Linked DNA regions of Mus musculus: region 2 is linked to region 1. The links are chromatin loops, found by intact Hi-C in ENCODE. Cell type or tissue: gastrocnemius. All regions are shown on one strand. Links, peaks and the distances in the headings refer to the core of each region. The heading gives the core; the rest is flanking DNA.

What was found. Peaks named below come from ENCODE experiments on the same cell type or tissue, not always from the same donor. Only the 100,000 strongest peaks of a DNase experiment are listed, where the experiment ranks them.
Region 2: it touches region 1 in a loop (10-fold over the local background); 3 of 42 quality-filtered maps call a loop at or near these places.

The regions. Positions count from the first base shown.
Region 1 is chr8:47,567,999-47,573,848 of GRCm38, reverse strand. No RefSeq gene overlaps it. Among named protein-coding and RNA genes, the nearest start is that of Gm39172, 24 kb to the left of the region's middle. In gastrocnemius, for the core only: a CTCF peak has its summit at 3,614; a DNase peak (open chromatin) is centred at 3,518; H3K27ac peaks cover 274 bases.
Region 2 is chr8:47,690,283-47,696,132 of GRCm38, reverse strand. It overlaps Gm31692 (a long non-coding RNA gene), which reads left to right and starts at 737. Exons shown (of 6, transcript XR_003947547.1): 1 at 737-1,065. It overlaps Gm31638 (a long non-coding RNA gene), which reads right to left. Exons shown (of 3, transcript XR_378945.3): 2 at 5,300-5,393. In gastrocnemius, for the core only: a CTCF peak has its summit at 2,800 (motif pointing right); a DNase peak (open chromatin) is centred at 2,814; H3K4me3 peaks cover 337 bases; H3K27ac peaks cover 548 bases.

The sequences.
Region 1 (5,850 bases), core at 514-5,513:
AGGAGGAGGAGGAGAAGATATTCCAGACTCAATCCTGAACCTTCCCCGCTCCAGTCTTAGTGTCAGACATTTTCCCAAGAAACCCGACTCTCTTCAATGGCGACTGATAAAGCATGAATCAGCATTAGACCTAGGTCTGCTGGTGTAGCCTGTTCAGCTCAGTGACTTGGAAAATTGAAATGGGAGGATCACTAATTCAAGGCCAGCTTTGGCTACAGAGTGAAGACACTGCCTCAAAATCAAAGAAGTCTAAAGATACCGGTAGTCCGGTGCCTGCCTCGCCTGTGTGAGGCCCTAGGTGTAACCCTCCGGGAAACCACCATCAGGGAAACAAGAACAAACACAAGCCCACTGGACAGTAGTAGTAGGATGCTGCTGTTGTTAGAGCCTTCCAGGAATCTGTACACAGAGATATAGCTCATGGGCATATGCACTAACATATCATATAATCTTAAACTCACACATAGCTGTGCAGTGTAATATATCTTACATGCACAGTCATATCTATCCAGTTAAAAGCGCAAGTTTCCAGCAACCCTTCTAACCCCAGCCTAACACCGTGCATTTCAGATGTATTTACTCATATCTGCATTTGTCCTCTTTCCTAATAATAGAAAAGATGAATCTCACAAGTATTAGCACATTGGACGCTTATCAGTTCAGTCCCAGATTCCCATCCCTGCCACAGACAGGGTTCCTCGCCGTTGGTTTCCTACAACTTACGCCAGGCCACAGGGTCACATCATCCTGCTTGTCTTCAGGTGACCTGTTCCAGGCCTTCCCTGCATGTGAATGCCTTCTTCCTCTGCTGGCCTCTGAGAGCACAGGATGTGGCACGCAGGTGTCCTCACCACACCAGGGGGTCTCACATCTTTCTGCTTCTGCTCATCCCTCTTTTCCCCAATCTTTCTACCCCTTGTACTGGCTGGTTCTGTGTCTACCTGACACAGCTGGGGTTATCACAGAGAAAGGAGCTTCAGTTGAGGAAATGCCTCCATGAGATCCAACTGTAAGGCATTTCCTCAATTAGTGGTCAAGGGGGAAAGGCCCCTTGTGGGTGGGACCATCTCTGGGCCTATAAGAGAGCAGGCTGAGCAAGCCAGGGGAAGCAAGCCAGTAAAGAACATCCCTCCATGGCCTCTGCATCAGCTCCTGCTTCCTGACCTGCTTGAGTTCCAGTCCTGACTTCCTTGGTGATGAACAGCAGTATGGAAGTGTAAGCCGAATAAACCCTTTCCTCCCCAACTTGCTTCTTGGTCATGATGTTTGTGCGGGAATAGAAACCCTGACTAAGACACCCCTCTTAGCTCTGAAAGGTCCAGCAACCCATGGTTGGCCCTAACTATATCACCCCTGCTAAAACACTAGCCCCTGCCCCTTGTCTCTGACACTGGAGCTGGTCATTGCTGTCTCCACACAGTCTCCCACCGGCTCTCCTTCCTCACTTCACTGAGGCTCAAAACACCACATATTGGCCAGCCCACCCAAAGGAGTCCTGGAGCTTGCTCACACTAGCTTCAGATAGACAGTTACGATGTTACCCCCGACCCCCTACCAACTCTGCATCCAGGTTATGTTGGCAGCTTGGAACTGGCATTCTAGATCCTTTTACCCTACATCAGTTGGCAAAGATTAGAGATCAAGTCTTCAATGCCCCTACTCTGCTTTCAAACATTTACCTTCCAACCTCTGATCTTACCTGACCCAGGTATCTAATGTTCTTAGCACTGCCCAAAGGCATTGGATTTACAAACTCTCTCTCTCTCTCTCTCTCTCTCTCTCTCTCTCTCTCTCTCTCTCTCTCTGTGTGTGTGTGTGTGTGTGTGTGTGTGTGTGTGTGTGTGTGTGTGGTCATGTGTATGTTTGTGTACTCATTATTGTTAGACCCAGGGCCTCTCATGTACTTGGCAAGTACTCGTCCCGTCCCCTTTCAGAGCTATCTATCATTCCATTGCCTATATTTGTTACTTAGTTGGGCTACAAGGAACATTAGTTACTTTTGAATTTGGGGGAAAAATACAATGACTTTTGCAAAGTTCCAGTGTTTCCTTAAATAATGAGTCTTACTGGAAGCTAAGTAAGAAATTCAAATTTGCCCGCATCCCAGATTGGATTGAAGTATTTACCACTGGCTAGAAAAGAATATACCACAAGTCAGGTATGGCCTCGTTCTTGCTTTTTATACTGTACACTGAGCACGTCTGAGACTGTAAAGTCTCAATGAAAGTCAGATTCTACATTCATATGAAATCAAAGTAACTAGGTTTTAACATTGAAGCAAATGACCACACACAGTTAAGAAAGGTCTTTGACGCCTCTTCTTCAACAACCAACTCTAGTGATAATGAGCCTTTAAACATTTCTTACTCAGGCTGGAGAGATGGCTCGGTGGTTAAGAGCACTGATTGCTCTTCCAGAGGTTCTGAGTTCAATTCCCAGCAACCACATGGTGGCTCACAACATCTGTAGTGGGATCTGATGCCCTCTTATTGGTGTGTCTCATATAAATAAAATAAATAAATCTTGGAAAAATTTTTCTTACTCTAGTAACTTTCTGTGCACCCTTAACTTCAGAATATAGCCATGTCTGTCAGGGCTCTCTAGGGCAATAGAACCGAGAATTAAATAGTCATGTGGATGTGTGTGGATGCGCGCATGCGTGCATGGAATTTTGGGTCCTGCAGGCCTGAAATCCCTAGGGAAAGCCTGCTGGGAGAAGATGCAGGTAGGTGTGGGTGGTAGGGTCTTGAGTCTATAATTTGCAGGCTAGGCTAGGCCAGGCCAGGCTGGCTGGACACTTAGGCAAGGTTCCCATATTTCTGTTTTGGAGTGGGATTCCTTCCTCTTTGAGGTTCCATCAACTGGAGGGGGCTCATCCACACTATGAGGGTTAGTCTGCTTTGCTAACTCAAGATATTATTGTCTCTGTGACATCCCTTTGTAGCAGCCTCTAGATCAGTGTTTGACCATAACTAAGCATGAGTGTCCAACACAGCTGATACATACAGAGGGCCAGCAGAGTCATTATCTGCTGTGAAAGCAACATTGATTTTCTTTGCCAGGCAATTTCAAGCATTTGACTTAATTTTTCTTAATGATGGTAAACTGGCAACTAATAGACTCTTAGCTGATTTGGAGTTTCCATGCTAATCTTGTTAGGAGAATAACATAATCTTAGTAATTTTTGCTCTCTTCTCTCGGTGATATCATGTATTCCATTTTCCTTGATGATTTCCGGTCTTTGGAGGAAATATATATATATATATCATTAAACAGGTACCATGCTGGAACTTGTGAGTGAAGGTGTTCCACACATGGTCTCTGCCTCTCCGCGCTCCGTGGGAGAACAGTTGGCTCATGCAGGTTGGACCAGCATGGCTCAGGACTCCAAGAGGAGTGATTCCCTCACCCATTCTCGGTGCTTTCTTTCCCGTTTCATAGAGCAAGCCTGAGAGTGGGACTTGCCAAGGGAGACAAAATGCCAGGTTGGGCAGCCAGCAGGTTGAAGCCAGCTGACAGCTGGTTCAGGGAGTTGGCTGTCTAGTATGCCTGTTGCCAGCACCTGTTGATCTTGCAGGCCATTGAGTAGGAGCACAGCCCCTCCTGCCGAGGACCAGGAGGAAGTCTGGGCTCATTAGATCTCTGCTGACATTCACAGTCAGTCTGTTTTCCTTCCTACAAAGTATACAGAAAACTCATAAATAAAGCATACCTTGAGTAAAATTCTACTCTTGCTCTCATGCATTACTGATCTCAAACAGCCTTTGATGATCTGCACATATAGTCCTTGCAAGAAAGAACACAGAGATGGGGATGGTGATATACCTCAGGGGGGAGACATTGGCTTAGTATGCGTGACCGAGGCTTCAGGTTTGATTTTCCAGCACCAAAAATAAAAAGCAAGATTCCCCCGGAGTAAATGTCCCATCAGCTGATGATAACTGCCACAAACTGGAGGTGACATTGCAGCCTGCTGGTTAAATAATGCAATAACCATAGGTGATTTAAGTAGCTTGGACCTGATACCACCACTTCATCAGTTTCTTTTTCGTTGTTGTTGCTGTGATAAAATGCCCAGCAATAGTCACTTAAAGGGTCTCACGGCTTACTGAGTATTGTCCATCATGGTCAGGTACCAGAAGCGAGGCAGCTGGTCACCTTGTGCCCACAGTCAGGAAGCAGACCGATAATGCTGGTGCCGAGCTTCCTTTCTCCTTACATTAAACACACACACACACACACACACACACACACACACACACACACACACACACTTATTGATTTATTGTGCCAAAGTGCACACATGGAAGTCAGAGGACAACGTGTGGGGGTCAGTTCTCTTACCATGTGTGGTAACTCAGGAGTAAACGCTGGCCATCAGGCTGGTGGAAGGTGCCTCTCCACTGAGCCATTCGGAAAGCCCTCACTTTCTTCTTCTATCCAGTCTGGTACCCAGCCCAGAAAATGATGCTGTTCATGTTTGGGCTGGTGTTTCTTCTCTCCACAGCTGCCTCACTGAGAGAAGATGCCCCCACTGTCACGCCCACAGTGTGTCTCCCAGGTGATTTCAAACCTTTTCAAGCTGGTAGTCACGATTAGCCATAACAGCCATAAAACTCTTTCTTTAAGGCTACTATTCATTCGTTCATTCATTCATTCATTCATTCAATAGTTCCAGTGCATTTTAAACCACCCCCTGTCAATTCCATATAAAACCCTAGCTCTGTTGCGGTAAATCTTCAACCCAAATATGCCCCATCAATGAAAACACAACACAGTTAATATGAATACATGCTGTGCGCCTAGATTGGGCAGATCAACCGCACTGCCATCTTCTATAGCTTATGAGACCCCTTAGAACTTGCAGTTTCTTTAGGTCACGTGCTTCTGCTCTGCTTTTCTTCTTCCTCCTCCTCCTCCTCTGCATCCTCCCTCTTCAATTTTCTCCTTCTTCTCTCCCCCAATTTTCTGCTCCAATTTCCCTTTATCTGCCCAATCATCAGCTCTCCTTTATTTTACAAATTAAGGTGGGAAGCAGGTTTACAGGAAATCACCTGAGTGCTGACTCATTCCTTGTTCACAACCCCTCAGAGGAGAACAGAATTATCATCAAATATAATTAGTCCCAGGGCTATCCACAACCTAGCTCTTGTCCCAAGTATTCAACAAAGCAATCAGCCACTAGCCAAGTGTAGTTTTTTTTTTCTTTTTTTTAAAATTTATTTATTATTATATGTAAGTACACTGTATATGTAAGTACACAGCTGTCTTCAGCCACACCAGAAGAGGGCATCAGAACTCATTACAGATGGTTGTGAGCCATGTGGTTGCAAGGATTTGAACTCAGAATCTTCGGAAGAGCAGTCAGTGCTCTTAACCACTGAGCCATCTCTCCAGCCCCAAGTGTAGGTTTTCTACATTAAAATCAGCGGGTGCCCTAGTTGGGTTTCTATTTCTGTGCAGAACACACTGACCGAGAACAGCTCAGGAAAGAAATTGTTTGTTTGGCTTATAAGCCGCTGTCACAGTCAATCACTGAGGGAAGCCAGAGCTTTCTGTGTAAATAATGCAGCAACTGTAGGAGATTTAAGTCATTTGGGGATGATAACCACCACTGTGTTGGTTTCTTTTTTCTTAAGCACAGAGCCAGGAGCTGAGGCAGGGACTTTGGCAGAGGCCACGGAAGAACACTTCTTTTTAGCTCACTCCTCAAGGCTTGCTCTTCCTATGTATACAACCCAGGACCACCTACCCAGGTGTGGTACCATCCCCCGAGTGGGCTGTGTCCTCCCATACCAATAATCAATTAGGAAAATGCCCCCACTGACTTGCATTCAGACCGATCTGATG
Region 2 (5,850 bases), core at 238-5,237, 120 kb before region 1:
ACAGGGCCATGCAATAACCCTTCCCAAGTTGGTCTCTGTTTTGTTATGCTCTGCATTTTGGTGCAGTGATGGTGTCTTAGTGTGCTTTCTGTTGATCTGATAAACCCTTCTGACCTTTGGGCCAAAGCATCTCAGAAAAGAAAGAGTTAATTTGCTTTACACCTCCATACCACAGTCCATCATTGAGGGAAATCAAGGTGGGAACTCGTGCAGGATGCTGGAGGCAGGAGCTGATGCAGAGGACATGGAGGAATGCTGATTACTGGCTTGCTCCTCATGGCTTGCTCTGCTTGCTTTCTTATATAACCCAGGATCACCAGCCCAGAATAACACTAGCCTCAGTGCTCTGGGCTCTCAGCCCTCCCACAACAATCCTTTATCAAGAAAACGCACCATAGACTTACCAGAGGCCAATCTGATGGAGGTGTTTTCTTAACTGAGAATCCTGATTCCCAAATAACTTCAGCTTAGTCAAGTTGAAAAAAAAAATCCACTACAGATGGCTAGTTTTAAATACCAGCTTGTCAGAACCTAGACTCACTAGGGTTTTTGTTGAATAATCCCAGGGCTTGTGGGCGTGGCGTTATCCTCAATGCCTCAGCTCAAAATTCCTTTTTTAAAAAGTACATTTTAGAATTAAGTAACCACAGGATATATGAGGATCCAAAAGTCTTAGTTTTACATAAACGACATTAGTGTGTGTATGTGTGTGTGTGTCTGTGGTCACGCATGTTCCACAGCACACATGTGGAGGTCAGAAGACAACTTTGTGGAGTCAGGTTGTCAGGGTTGCGTGGCAGGGGCTTTTTCCCACTGAGCCATCTTGCCCCTGATCTCCTGCTTAAATCTTTCCATCCACCTCCTCCTTCCTCCTGTCTCTTCATCCCTGTCCTGGCTTAAGCCTTTCCTTTCCCAGTATCCCCTGCTCTTCTGATTTCATATCTTGTGTGTTCTGCTCGTCCCTCCCTCTCCGGAGCTCTTTCTAGTTTCTTGTTCTCTATAGACACTTCAGAATTAAACAAATCTACGCATGCAAAGCTGGGATCTGCGTATGAAAGAGAACGGGTAGGTTCTGTCCTTCTGAGCCCCAGTTATCTCGGTAGTGATCTAGCTCCACCCACTTTCCTGGGAATAATTCCGATCATGCATCCCTGATTTTGAATTTCCTAGCTATTGAATGACCACAGATGTGCAAGCGGCTCTGTAGGATACAGACCCCTTTGGGTTCATGTCCAGGGATGACATACAGTCTTCTTTAGGTTTTATGAGAAATGTCCACACTCATCTTTATAATGGTCACACTAATTTACACACTCACCATCAGGGAAAGGACTCCCCTTCCCCCACATCCTCACCAGCATTTGTTAAAATACCTTTCAACACCTCTTCATGGCTAGAACGATGCTTTGTATCTTCTGCTCCGCCCGAGAACTTGAATTTTAAGGATTTTATTTAGTTATAAACTATTATTTATTTATCTACATAATTTTATGTGTATGGGTGTTTTGCCTGCATGCATGTTTGCACACCATGTGTATGATGGTAACTGGGGAGGCCAGAAAAGGGGAGTAGATTCTCCTGGAACTGGGGTTTCAGATGCTTGTGAACTACCATTCAACCTAAATTCTCTGGAAGAGTATAAATAAATAAATAAATAAATAAATAAAATGCTAATAAGTAAAAAGTATAAAAATAGCATTAAATATGTTAAAGGATGCCAATAGTGTAGATGAAAAAACTGAGTTCTAACTTTCATCCAAGTTCCCCTAAAAGACCACCAACATGCTTAGGGGTAATAAAGAATGATATACTGTATATAACATGTGTTATGAATAAAAGTAATTTTCTTCCATATTTAAAACTATAATGAGGAGTTATATTACATTTGTTTGTTTGTTTGTTTGTTTGAGACAAGGTATCTCTGTGACCAGGCTCTGTAGACCAGGCTGGCCATGAACTCAGAGATCTACCTGCCTCTGCCTCCTAAGTGCTGGGATTAAAACCGTGTACCACCACCACCATGCTAAAATAAGTTTTAAACCAGACTCTGCTATTTTTTCTTTTTCTCCTCCACTGTTGGAGACTGAACCCAGAACTTACTCATCATTTTTTATTTCATGGCAGTTTTTCCGTGTGTTTTTTGTGTGTTTGGGTGTGTGTGTGTGTGTGTGTGTGTGTGTGCATGGACAGACGGGAGGGGGGCAACTGGAGTGGGGGAAATGGAGGGTAGTGGTGGGGGTTGTGGGAGATAAAGCTTGTCCTTACAACGAATGGACATCTGGGGTGAGAATGGCCAGGATGCTAGCTAGCATGGGGCTTGGAAATGTGTAATGGGTGCTTGTGAATAGGCACTGAAGGGGCCGGGAAGCCAATATGGACTTGGATATGCTGACAGCTGTCACAGGTATAAACCAATGAAGAGCCACATTTCTTCTGCCAGAGGCAAGGGAAATGACTCCTTTTGGTGGGAGCCTATTTCATAAATTCCCAAGGAAGGTTGGCTTTAATCTAACCATCAGAAATCCTTCTTGGTTTCTGAAGTCCAGTTTGCACTGAGCCTAGTCTCAATGTTGGACCAAGTCTGTGGGGCCTGCCCTTTTAGAGGGAAATGGGGTACCCTTTGGACCCTTCAGGTAATTAAACTCACATTGTCAGGCTTAGAAACAAATTCCTTTACCCTCTCACTTTTTAGTGTTCTTTCTAGGGTAAAAGCACAAACAAACAGACCCTTGGTTCCCTGGGTTACAACATCCTGCCCCAGAAAGTTCAGGCATAAGTGGAATGTCCAAAGAGGAGATCCTTTGGCCACCAGGGGGCAGCATACAGGCACGATTGCCTAAGAAATAAACTTCAAAAGCAAGGAAAAAGAAGGCGGCTTATTTGGGAAAACAAACAAACAAACAAACAAACAAACAAATATTGGGCATTTAATGTGTCAAATACATTAGGATTACTTTAACATTTTGCTTCCAAATTTACTAATAGGTTAGCTTTTTCCTTTTGAACACACAGTTTTTCATCTTTTTTCTAACCTACATTTCTGCTATTAGTCATATTTGTTTCTTTCTTTTTCTCCCTTCCTTCCTTCCTTCCTTCCTTCCTTCCTTTCTTTCTTTCTTTCTTTCTTTCTTTCTTTCTTTCTTTCTTTCTTTCTTTCTTTCTTTCTTTCTTTCTTTCCCTCCCTCCTGTTTCTTTCCTCTCCCTCCCTCCCTCCCTCCCTCCTTCCCTCCCCTCTCCCTCCCTCCCTCCCTCCCTCCCTCCCTTCCTTCCTTCCTTCCTTCCTTCCTTCCTTCCTTCCTTCCTTCCTTCCTTGTCTTTCTAATGTTAACCTTGGCTGGCCTGGAGATCAGCATGAAGAGCAGGTGGGCCTTGAACCTGTAGAGATCCATTTTCTTTCCCTCCTAAGTGCTTGGAGTAAGGGTTGTTCCCTACCACACTTGATAGTCTCACTTTTGGGTGGATGACAGTTCACAGAGGTTCTGATTACTGTCACCATTAGCCATTCTTTCTGTAGACACTCCGGTTTTCTGTGCCTTCTCTTCCTTCCTTCAGAGCACACATCCTTGACACGTTCTTCATCCAGATTTATATGAATCTTTAGAGATTCATTTTCATCCTTTAGCTCTCGTGTTGAGAACTTTTATCTGCACAATTATACAACATATGACCTTTTGATGGAAATTCTGAATTCTTCAGTGACATTTTTGATGTGCCGACTAAATAAATGCACCATAAGTCAATGATGCCCTCTTTTACTCTTTTATTAGTTTTCGTTGTCTGTAAATTCTGACTACTTGATTGGTTTCTACAAGCCAAAAAAATATATAGTACTTTATAGTACAAGTGCTCTCGAAGTAGTACCCAGAGCGAGAATAAAAGTAAAGGTGTTAGTATCGTCAGTTCTCTGGTTCTCTTATCTGTATTATGTGTGGATGTGTGCGTGTGCGCGTGTGCGCATGAGAGCAGGGGCCCTCAGAGTCTACAGGCATCAGATCTCTCTGAAGCTGGAGTTACAGGTGCTTGTGGAGCTGCCCAACATGGGTGCTGGCAACTAAACTCAGGTCCTTTGGAAGAACTGTGGGCGTGTAGTCTAGGCTCCGCCCCACAGTTACCTGGCAACAGCTGCGTGTGCCTGGCTCATTATAAAAGGGGCTGCTCTTTCTTGCTCTGTCCTCTTGCTCCTGCTCGCCCCCCCCCCCCATTACCCTCTCCACTCTCTCCCCACGTGCTCATGGCCCGCCTCTACTCCTTTCTCTCTCTCTCTGCCTTTCTCTAACTCTACTTCCTCAACTCCCTTCCCCATTGCCCTGAATAAACTCTATTCTATACTATAACGCCCTTGTCGTGTGGCTAGTCCCTCACGGGGAAGGGATGGCTCAGCATGGGCCCGCAGAGGCACCCCACCGCACAGCCACCAAACACATTTCTTCTTGCCTTATCTTTTTATAAAACACAAGTACAATATATCCACTGTTATCTCTCCACATTATATCACGTGATATCTGTTGCTAAATCAGAACACAAGATGCAGTTTGCCTCAACAGTGTGTGTGTGTATGAATATGTGCGGTGTATGTGTATGTATGTGTGCTGTTGCACGTGTCTAGAGGACATTGGGTGGTCTGCTTTGCCACACTCCACCATATAGACCTCTGTGAGACAGGGTCTTTCACTGAGCCCGGAGCTAGGTGAGGCCAGCAAGACCGGCAGCCTCAGTTTTCCATCCGATAAAGTGTTGGTCAGGTCCAACATTTTAAGTGGATTTTGGGGCCTAGAACTGACACCCTCATCCTTGTGTGGCAAGTCTGTCTTTTTTTTTTTTTTTCTCGAGGCAGGGTTTCTCTATGTACCCCTGGCTGTCACTTGAATTCAGAGATCCCATTTGAATTCTACCCTCCCAAGCGCTGGGATTAAAGGCCTGCGCAGCGCCCCGTTAAGCCACCTAGTTATAAACTTTTCTCAGAGTTTAAATCTCATGGCGATGGAGTCAAAGCTAAAGGAAAAACTTCAAGAGTGTACGTCCTGTGCTTGAGGAAAACGAAGCTGGGTGTGGGTATTTATAAAACCACGCGAAGTAATAATGGGAAAGGAAGGGGACGGGAAGGTGCCGGACTGAAACCTGCTATTTCGTCACAGGACCGGGCAAGCGCCCAGCCTGTCCTTTGTTCCCTTTGTCAAAGTATCCCCTCTTGCCAGGAAGAGACCCAGTCTCGACCGAAGGTGGGGAAGGTGTTCCGACAAGCTAGCGTCCTGACTCTCACTTTTCCTGGGTTTCCTTTACTTAGCTTTCGGTAACTTACCGCAGCAGAAGTCCAGATGCAAATTTAGGGTTTCTCTTTTAAGTAGAACTGTGGCTTAGAACCGCAGGGGCCATTGTGCTGACTGTCAGTGCCACTGCAGAAAAATAGGAAATCCCACAGTGAGAAAACAAAAGGCGCTAAGGGAAGCAATCGGTTTTGGTGCAAACTGGAATGCAGAAGAGAAGAGCCCACCGGCGATTAGAGCGCCTACCTAGTTGTCTTCTCCCAAGGGTCGTCTACTAAGGAAATATTTTTTAAAACTAGAGAAAAATTGATAAGCATGAGATGGCCATTTAACCCTTATATTTAAGAAAAAGTCTAAAACCAATCCGAATAACCAAGGACAGGACTGTTTTCAAATGATGGAATTTTATTTACCCATCATTTAAATGCAAATTAATATATACGTTGTAAATTTAATTATAAAAAGATACACAGTAGAAAAAGTGTTGGGCAGAAATATGACAGTAGTATAAGTACTTTATTTGTTTTGACATATGTTCTCAAGTAATCCAGGTTGGCCTCAAACTTATTTCTGTTTATGTAAAACA